Linked DNA regions of Homo sapiens: region 1 is linked to region 2. A link is a loop called in an ENCODE intact Hi-C map of the cell type or tissue named here. Cell type or tissue: prostate gland. All regions are shown on one strand. Each heading gives the region's core, and the rest is flanking DNA. Links, peaks and the distances in the headings are about the cores only.

The links. Hi-C counts contacts between places; a loop is a spot of excess contacts. Peaks named below come from ENCODE experiments on the same cell type or tissue, not always from the same donor. Only the 100,000 strongest peaks of a DNase experiment are listed, where the experiment ranks them.
Region 1: it touches region 2 in a loop (4-fold over the local background); 72 of 110 quality-filtered maps call a loop at or near these places.

What each region holds. Positions count from the first base shown.
Region 1 is chr2:72,142,259-72,144,758 of GRCh38, forward strand. It overlaps CYP26B1 (cytochrome P450 family 26 subfamily B member 1), which reads right to left. Exons shown (of 6, transcript NM_019885.4): 2 at 1,731-1,955. Among named protein-coding and RNA genes, the nearest start is that of CYP26B1, 4.4 kb to the right of the region's middle. In prostate gland, for the core only: no CTCF peak of the experiment used is centred there; a DNase peak (open chromatin) is centred at 993; H3K4me3 peaks cover 742 bases.
Region 2 is chr2:71,798,867-71,806,756 of GRCh38, forward strand. No RefSeq gene overlaps it. Among named protein-coding and RNA genes, the nearest start is that of DYSF, 340 kb to the left of the region's middle. In prostate gland, for the core only: no CTCF peak of the experiment used is centred there; no DNase peak of the experiment used is centred there.

The DNA of each region.
Region 1 (2,500 bases), core at 1-2,500, 340 kb after region 2:
CCCAAGACAACGCCCTCACCCCAAAGCCCTCTGCACCCCAGGGTCTCACACTCTGGTCCTGGCCACACCTCCTTCCTCCTAGCACTCACTGTCCACCCCAGCTTCCAGCAGCCCCAGGCATGCAGGACAGAAGAGGACTCTCCTCCGGGGCCCAGAGACTATTCCCACGGACGCTGCAGTCCAGTGTTGCAGGCTCTCCCCGAAATTTTCTTTGTCTCCTGACCTGGTTCAAGTCTCATTCAACCGCTCTACGCCTCAGTGGCCCCTTCCATGAAAAGGGGACAATAATACCCCTCTGGCCAAAGCCTCTGTAAAGCAGAGATCAGGAAGCAGCCATCTCTTTTGGAGCCGAGTCTCCACTCTCCTCGCTCTTTGGAATGGGCCTCTGGTGGAGTCGCAAAGGCTGAGGGAAAAATAAGTGCCCGCAACTTTGAAAAGCCGAGGCTTCATTCTGAAGCCTACAGCCCCTTCCAGCCACTCCCCAGAACTCCTCTCCCGCCGCCCCCAGGCTGTGGTAACTGCTTCCAGCTAGGAGTGGGGCAGATGGAAGAGAGGACTTTGGGAGCCCCTTTCCAGTTCCTGAAATACATGCTGTATAAGGGAACGGGGGTGGGGGCAGGGATGCAACCCAGTCTCCTCGGTTTGACCGCTCCTTCTTTTGTCTGCCGTTAAGAATTACCCTTCACAGGCTGTTCAGAGAACGTCAAGTGCTACAGGATGCGTCGGCTAGTAGAGCGCTCCCCACCTTCGCCAAGACCACAGCACATGCGGCCCCTGACGGAGGGAGTCCGCCTCCCCACCTCCCCGGTCTGCCACCGCTCAGGGACGGGGGGCTGCCTCTCCCTTTCCTTAGGTTTCAAACCTGGGTGAGTCCTCTGACCCAGTGGAAAAAAATGGAGTGGGAGAGGTCGCGCAGCCTCCCTCCCGGCGGCTTAGGGCCCGCCCGCTGGCTCCGCTTTCGGGTTACTGCAGTTCAAACAGCACGTGCCGCCAGCGCTGGGAGCCTAGCGCAGCCGGGAGGGGCGGGGGCCTGTCCCGTGCGCGCCTCCTCCGCGCCTCCTCCAGTCGCTCGGGAAATCCAAGGGATAAACACCCACTTTCCCTTCCTCTTTCGGGGGGGGGTGGGTGCGCTTTGATCCCCGCTCGTGCCTCGCCTGCTCTCCCCCCGCCCGCCCTTCCCCCACGGCCCAGACCCGTGCGCTCCGCTGCCCAGGCTCGCCGCACCTCTCTGACCAGGCCCCGCCACCGCAGCCCACAAGCTGTCCCCAACCTCCACGCGCAGCCGCCTGCCCGCGACTCCCTTCAAGCAGCCTGTGGTGGGAAGGACAGCTTTGATTTTAGAATGATCGGTCTCCAGTCCTCGGAATTCCCTGGGAAACGTGGCGAAAAGGCGAACGCCGGCCAACTGTCCCGCCCCCTTCTTTTTCCAGCTCTGTGGAGCAAGGCAAGGACAGGCTTTGGACACCCCAGACCCCGCACGCTCAAGCTCTTCCAAGCCACCGTTGGGGGTGCCCATGACGCAGTCGGCCAGCAAGAAAAGGGACCAAGAGGAGGCCGGAGCAGGCCCTGGATCCGGACTCGAGGCCTTGTCGGCGGGGAACTGCGGAGTCTTCAAGCATGGTGTGCAAAGGGGGGCACAGATTCGGTAGGGGACATTCCCCGGGCTCCAGGAACTCCTTGCCCCGAGGTGGGGGAGGGATTGCGCGGAAGAAAACGGGCAGAGTTCTTACCTTGCGCTTGTTGCGGTGGATGTCGCCAATGGAATTGGACACCGTGTTGGGGCCCAGCAACATGCGGGTGCTGCGAGGCCACTCGGTGCTCACGAGGTGGTGCTCGCCCATGAGGATCTTGCGCACGTTCTCCGCGCCGGTCACGCGTATCAGCGGCCGCCCCAACAAATGCGTCTTGAACACGTTGCCATACTTCTCCCTCCGCGACGACTGGAAGCCAGAACCCTGCGGGAGCCACACCCGGGTCTCTCTCAGGGTGCACTTCTGCAGAGGGCCCGCGAGGGAGGGGCGGCGGACCCCAACCCGGGGTACAGTCACCTGCCCCCTCTCCCCACCAAACACACTCACACAGACGAGCACGCAGGTTTTATTTTTCATAGCGTGCACAAGAACTGCGAAGTAGGGCCTAGAGGATAATAAATAATGCAAGGAGGCGGAGGCCCAGGGGCACCCCCAGGAGGCTGTTTTTTGGTAATGACTTTCGAGAGGAAAGAGGTATCCCGGACAGCTGGACCCGAAGCGGGAGTCTCCGCCCCCACCCCCACCCCCACACCCCCACCCCGCGCTCGGGAGCCTCTCGGAATAAATATTTCCAGGCTCCGGGCCACGGGCTGGCGAGACCCCGCGGGGTGGCCGCAGGCCAAAGATTATTTATAGCGGTAAGCGGTCGGTGCCCGGAGGCAGCAACTACAGATGGGGGTTGGAGTTTCCTCCGCTCTCCGGTGTGGCCCGCGCAGGGACCCGGCGGCCCTCGGAGGACTCTGCAGGGC
Region 2 (7,890 bases), core at 2,669-5,168:
AAGGGACCATGGACTGGAGACAGACAGCGGGAAGGGCGGGGAGCCAGGCGATGTCATCAATGCCTGCTGTCAGGCTGGGGCCCTGCTGTCATCTAACCTGCCCGGGGCTGATGTGTCCTGGTCACTGTTAGTCCATGGGAGAAGGACCCTTATCATGGCTGGGAGACCAGGAGAAGGGGTGCAGCTCCCCTTGTGTCTTGGATTGGAACATGATTGCCAATAGGTGGCCCCAGTGGTGATGAGGGCTGTGAAGGAGGGTCCTCCATCTTTCCTGCCACCAGCCGCACCACCATGGCTACCTTCACCGCCTTTCCAGCCAAAGCCTTTCAAAGCCATGTCTTGGTGGGTAGAACTGGATGGGGCTCTAGGCTGTGACTTTAAATGAGAATCACTAAACTGTTGGAGATAATGGAAGGGAAGTGAGGGGCCAGTGGGGACAGGCCAGCCCTTGGGTCCATGAGACCAGTGCACTGTAGCCAAGAGTCTGAAGCCTGGCCCACATCCTCAGCCCTGGGAACATAGGAATGGCCTCAAGACCCCTGCTCAAGTCCTATGTTCTCTCCCACCAGGGACAACTGGCCATGTGGGCTTGTCTCATGGCCCCTGCATGTAATAGCTCCATTCAGTTTGGGCTTTTCATTCTTAAGTAGCACCACAGTGGGAAGTCTCTGGGCCTGTCCAGCTACTTTACACGGCCTCCCCCAGCTGGAGTTGAAACCTATGCCTCCAAGTCCTTCCTGCACCCCTTGGGGTTTCCTCTTCAGCCCTCTAGCAAATAACTATTCCAACAAAAACCTTCACAGCTCCCCAAGAACTTGCCATAATTTATAGGCACAAGGCAGTCCAAATCCATATGGAGAAAAGTAACATTCCTCCCCAAGAAGCAGCCCAGCCAGCCGAGAGTGGGAGAGAGAGAGAGAGACTGCTAAAAGATATACCTGTGTATTAAAAGAACTGGGGACTGAGGACTGGGGACAGACAATGGGAAGGCAGGAAGTGAGGCAATGTCACCTCACAGCTTTTAGTCCAAGGGTGACCAGCTGCCTTCAAAGGATGCCTTGGGACAAAATATGGCTGCCAGGTTTCATTTGTCCAAATGGTGGTTTTCCTAGAACAAAGGGACTTTTTTTTTTTTCTCAAAGGTAAATTAAAGCTACTTCTTTTAGGGAAGCCCAGAAAGATTTGAATTTTTAAGTGAGTTCGTCCAGCCTCTGCCCTGTTATGCAATTGAACTTGTACAGTAAACCCCAGGGAGGTGAGGTGTTACCATCCCCATTTTGTGAATGAAGAAACTGAGGCTTAGGGTGGTTAAGCTGCTTCTACTCTGATGTAACAAGAGGAGGCAGGATGCAGAGCCAGGTCTGCTGACCTGCAGAGCCCATACTGCAGGGGAGAGGGGGTCCCCAGAACTTAGAGGATATCAAGTCGAGAGGACAAGCACCGTCCAGTGGCTGAAAAGGCCAAGTCGAGCTGCACCGGAATGGGAGGGGTTAAGAGCCATACTGTGGAGGCAAAGTCATTCCAACACCACCCCCTCCCCCCTTTTCTCTTCCTTTTCCACTGAGTTGACCTTTAAATTATGGCATCAGCTGTCGTGCCAGACATGCTGCGATTTCCCCTCACTCCATCTGCCCAGCCTTCCCACTGGCGCAGTTTCTAGCTTGCTGCATTCTCCTCCCTCCTTCCCGTTCTCTCCTTCTCTCTCCTCTGCCCCCATCAGCTGCCTCCCTCTGAGTCCCATTCACAAAATCCCAGCCATGTCGCTGGCCCTGCTGCAGGTGGCATTCGGGCATTGCTGGTGTCCCCCCAGGGCCATGTCTCCCCACCTCCCAACTCTGCTCCGGGACACTGCAGCTGGGAAGTCACCTCTGCCCAGTCCTACTCCTGCCTCCCTCCAGGCTGGTCTGTAAGCCTGCACACCGGCCTCTCCCCACCCGTGCCCCATCCAGGCCCTTGCTGCTCCCATCTTCCTCCAGCCCCACCCCTCCCCAAAGCCTCCAGTGGGGATGCACCCTCTGCTTAATATTCATTTGCATTTGGCCCAGGGCCTAAACTATATATTTTGTTTTTTTGCCATGACTGTAGAATATAGCAGACATTAAATCTTATCGGTTTAATTTTCTTCCAGATAATAGTACAGGCTTTGAATTTTTTCTTAAACTATGGAAAAAGTGTCAAAGAAAAGTGGAACATTAATCAAGGGACTTTGATGAAAGGAATGAAAGTGTTTTCCTAAGAGCCCAACATGTGGTGCAGCTGCTGGTGGATATTTAAATGACATTTTTCATATGTTGCTATAAAAAAAAATCTCTTTGAGTTGATTCTGGAAATATATTACAATTTGCTACAATGCCAGTGGTCTTAAAATTATTTAGAAATAAAATGTGTTTATGATTTCTGCTCTACTTTGTATATTTGTCTGCTTCAGGACTCTTTCCTTTGAGGAGGGCCTAACCAGTCTACCCCAGAAGCAGTAAGTCTCTTCAGGACAGGCACCATCAGACAGGGGGTCCCCAAAGATGGGAGTCATATTTTCTTCTTCTGTGGCCTTTGGCCTAACATGTCACTCTTCTCCAGAGGTTTAAGCTGCAATGGGAGGGATTCAGGCGAGAAAGAAAGAGGTGATGGAGAACGTCATTATGTATTAGGAAGGTCTGGGGAAAGCTTTTTAAAAGGTGTGATTTCTCCTGTAAATGAGAAAGGAATGAATTCGTTCAACTCCTAGGTTTCCTTATAAGCCTGAACACCCAGGAGAGTGGAATCCAGAGGCCAGAAAACCCTGACCTCCAGCCTCCCTTGTGAGGCTCCTCACAGCATGGAAGGGACCCCTCCCTCCATTTGGGCTGGGAGAGACTGGAGCTTCAGTCTCATTTTTGGAGCCAGCTGGGCTGGGAAATCTTTGGGAGTCTGCCCTTCCCAGCCCCCTCACTGGGATGCCTTCCTCAGAAGATCATTTAGGGCTTCTAGGCTCCTGCCCTCTGAAGGACCCACTTCTCCCCTATGAACCCTGCATCCTTGTAACTTTGCCAATCCTAGTGCCAGGGGAAGGAAAGAGACTCCCGAGAGGTGCCCTTGGCATGTGGACACGGAGGCCGTCTGTCCTGGGCTCTCTGACGGACCGCAGAGGCAAGGCCAGGGTCTCAGCAGTAGGAGCGCCTAGGCTGATTCCAGAGCAGAAGAGGCCCCACAGTCCCTCCCAGGACCCAGAAGGCAGATGTCCTGGGCGCTTGCTGTTCTTCCCCCAGCCTGCGCAGCTCCTGGGGGAGATGAACGGAGGCCTGAAAGCCTTCCCAGTCTGGCCTCGGGCCCTGCATTGGCAGTCAGTTCTGTCCCCATTGACCAGTGGGGGGCACACTCTCCCAAGTTTTCCTGTCTCCACTGTAATTGTCATTTGGACCTGAAGGTAAATTCAAGGGTGCTGGTGCCTCCTTCCCTGCCAGGGGCTCCCTGGAGGAGGGGTGGACAGGAGAAGCTCTGCTTCTGCGCAGTCTGCAGGGCATCTCCAGCCTCTGGGCTGCTCTCTTCTCCTGTTCTGGCCTTTGGGTCCCCAGCTTCTCCTCCTGTCCACTTGCCCCACATGTCCTCCCGAGAGGAGACCTTTTATGAGGACTCTGGTTTGGGGAAGGGAAGAAACCTGCCCAAGCGCAACTAAGCTTTCCTTCCTCTCAGATCTGCCTCCACTTTCCTTCCTGATCTCATTGTCCCCTCTTTCTACCCAACCTACTCAGTTCTACACTGTCCCCCAAGTGTCCAACCTTGGGTCTGCCTCTGCTTCTTTTCTGCAATTAGATGCCTTCTTGTAGGCCCAGCCGAGGCTCCACTTTCTCCCTAGGGCCTTCCCTGTCTGACTCCAAAGAACACAGTGGCTGAAGCTTGGGAAGAGGAGTGAGTGAGGTGGGGTCTTGCCTTGCCAGTTGCCTTAGCTCTGCTACTTTTGTCTTACACCCCCTCGGACTATGAGCCCCTTGGGCAGGACGGTGCCAGGAGGGCAGCCTTTATTTTTCCATAACACTGTTTGGTGCAGGTGGAGCTCAGAGAAGACACCCCTGGAGGGATTTGGAACAGCCTCTTAGGCACCTTTGGGAGGTCCCTGAGTCTCAGCTGATTGAACTAATTTAGCTGATCACGATAATTCTCTTGCCTGTAACAATTTAGGAATGAAATATGAGAAGAGTCTGTTGGGGGCTTTGAGGAAATATTTTCTCACACCCAAGACAGAGATACAGTGACACAGGAAAACAAGTCCTTTGCTTTCCTCTGGTCGTATCCATGCCTAGATGAGATGGTAGAATGCCTGCAGCATCTGAGGATGAAGCCGTGACACAGATGAGGACAAGCCAAGAGCATCTCAGAAGCATGCAACAGGAGCCCTGATGAACCTTCTTAGAAAACAAGATCATCAGTTTCTCTCACCATGTTGTCTAGCTGAAGATGGAATGTCCTGCTACTTACAGCCATAAAACAGCCTACCTGCATGGGAAGAGGTGGATGGAGGCTGGAGAAACACTCATTGCTGAGCTGAACCGGGGCTGACTGATAACAAAGACCTTACCCTCTCTCCCTCCCTCTTCTTCCTTCCCAGAAAGAAAGAAGGGGTCTTTTTCCAAGGCCACCTCTGAGACTAAATAGGGATGGCTAGGACTGCATCACTGGGCCATTTTGAGGTCCTTCTAGGATAACACACATACTATAAAGGCTCATTAGGGGCTCCATTCCATCCATCCCCTTTCCCCTGCTGTTTTGCTTGCAAAGACAAAATGTTCGTAGGTCTTTGTTGCATGCTGAAGATAGCCATTAGTAAAGAAAAGGGAAACAAGGGCTCAAATGGAGGAATCCCAGTGTCTGCCCTTGATCCCAAACCAATCAGATCCTAGGGGCTTTCAACAGCGAAGGAGCATTGCAGAACCTCACTGTGTCTTGAATACTGCATTTTATGATTCAACACCATTGGGAGATGGACTGCATCTCATAATGGATCCAAGAACACAAGAGTTTCCGCTTCCAGGGATGCTGCATGACCATAGGGATGCAGCCCATGTCAGCAGCAGTTGCCTTAGAAAATACTGGAAACTGAGGGCCTGGTCACTCATGCCTGGTGAGAGCATTCCCAGCAGGGTAAAGTGAAGAACCCAGCCCTGCCTGCATAGTTCTCTGAGACCACTGCATGTAAAGTAGCACCCAGTGCTAACCAGATCTCCAAGGAGTTGGCTAAACTCTGTGCCCTGGTGTTGTAGATATTGCTGTGCCCCTGAAAGCCAGCGCCAATGAACATAGCATGGCACCAGGGCTCCAACATTCACTGTAAAAAGTCAGGTAGAAACAAGCTTGAACTACACCCATAAAGGTTTGAGTCAGCTGCAAGGAGACTTCCTGAAAGAGTGGTTGGGCCACAGCTAGAAATGGGCAGCCAGTAATATTTTCCCTGCCTCTGTTTTAGACTCAGATATCTTTAAAGGCAGGAGAGCTACTCAGGAGACAGGTTTGGTAGTTGGTGCTGTTCTCAGTTAGAGGCTAGGGCTAAGTGACCTGCCACTCCTCTCTAGGCCTGGAGAGGGACATGTGTACTACGTGTACTCAGGCTCAGTCCTGAAACACGAGGACTGAAGTGTTACATGGCCTGTTTCTGGTTTACTGGGAATTTCAGGAAACCCAAATACAAAGTGATTTGAGTGGGAGGGGCTTTAAATTTCTCCAAACGAAAACATTTTTACACTGTATAAATTCCTTTGTGGGATTACTTGCTAGCATTTTTCTGTCTCCCAACCATGTTGAAAATTCAGTCATCCAGTTTCATGGACACATACAGAGGGCCAAAAGGGGCTGCATTTCTATGCATATGACTTAATCTCTGGCAAGGAAGGCTGAGGGGAGGACAATGGCAAGCTCTTTGATGAGAGATGACCCTGGGAAGAAGGAGTGAGGAGAGGAAGACTAGGATACAGCTGGGGGAAGGACTCTCGTGCAAGTGGAGACCATCAGATGAGAGAGGAACATGTGTTCTCATGACTGCCCTCTACTATCCTGGCTGGATTTTAAGGGGACTCACATATTTTCCTTCCTTGACCTAGCCTCCCCTGATCAAGGAGTCAAAGTCCTAGTCAGCTGGAGCTGCCAGTCTGATGAGCAGATAACCTCTGGACTTGAGAAGTCTCAGGTCCATGTACTCAGACACATGGCAGAGACACAAGGCTGAGAAAGCAGTTCTAATATTTAGCACAGCTAAGACTCTTTGGACCTACATCTGAGCACCTGTGACAGGACAAAGGAAAAAAAATGAGATCCTTTTCCCAGGGAGCTAGAACAATAGGGGTATGAGTTCCTGGATCCTTATCCCTAAGCCCTGGCCTCCTAGAAATGGGCTACTAGCTTTTTCATGGGGAAGGGATGTCCTACCACCCCTACTCCCATTAACAACACAAACTATCTTTGTCAATTCTGAGTCTTCTCTTGCGAAAGGCACAGTTACTCAGTTGTGTGCTGTTCTCAGTTAGACACTAGGGCTAAGTGACCTAGGGCTAAGTGACTTGGGTGGAAGTCCTAGACTTCCTCCCAAGACATCTCTCGCTGTGAACTCCTTCAAGATGATATCTTTGGTTTCCCTAGAAAATAGAGACTGCAGCAGTGCTTAAGTGTGAATGCTTTATTTTGGAAGTGGAAACCCATGGAAGCAAAAGTGAAACAAGGTAGAAGTGAGGCAGTAAAGGGTAGGGAACAATGCAAGATGATATGTTATTGCACTGGCTGTTGCTTTCTGACAAGTTGCAAAGAGACACCGCTGTCCAAGATGTAGATGCATCCCATCAGCCAGGAAGGATATCTCTGGACAAGCTGTTCAGAAAACATTTGCCCTTGGAACCAACAATTAGAAGGGAAAAGGAGGGAGAATTTTATCTAAAGTTCTCTTCCATCTTTTCTCTTTTGAAATTACTCTTATAGGGCACTCACCTGAACTCCCTGATTGTATCACTTGGCCCCTTCAGCAGTGGCTTAGGAAGCTAGATCCCACACCATATATATTGTTCCTTCTTCCAAGTCTAAAATGCAGCAGGAGTCTGCGGTTCTGGCAGGGCAGCTGGTCAACCTCAGATGGCAGAACCGTGCAAGTATGAAAGGAGTCAGTTGACTGTGGAAGCAGCTGAGGAGAAGCAAGTGTCTGAGTGTTCAAGAGAATCTGAAGAGGTTCATAAGATGTGCCCAACAGAAATAGAGAGGATTCCTAGAGGATGCGGATGGAAAGAAGGGATCCCTTCAGAGAGGGAAGGTACTTAGAGATCGTTGAAAGTGAGGGAAGAAGGAACTCTAGGAGAGAAAACATGAAGGTGGGAAGTTGAGGGTGTCATGGAAGTCTAAGTAGGCAAAATAGAAAGACCCAGTGACTCTGGATAGAAAGCTACTCCAGTTCTGGAAGCTACTTCAAGGGCATCCTCTGGATAATAAAGCACATTAAATCAGAACCTTCTCAGACAGTGTATGCTCCTGGTTGTAAAGAACAGGTCTGTTTTGTCTTTGCCCACCTGTGTAGTAGATTGTAAAATGGCCATAAATTCTTCCCTTCCCTCAATCCATGCCCTTACAATGTGACTTTGTAGATCCTCCCATTATGAGATGAAGTTTATTTCCCCACCTTTTGAATCTGGGTTGACCATGTTATCTACTTTAGACAATGGGACATTAGCAAACATGACACAAGTAGAGGCTTGGAAAGCACCCTTGTGCATTGGGGCTTGCCCTTGGCTGAGCTTAGAACATGATACTGCTGTGATACCAGAAGCCTGAGGTAGCCTTCTGGAGGATGAGAGACCACATGAAAGAAAATTGAGGTGCCCGTCAGACGTGAGTGAGGCTATCTTTGTGAATCCAGTTGCTAGCTGACTGCAGACACACGAGGAA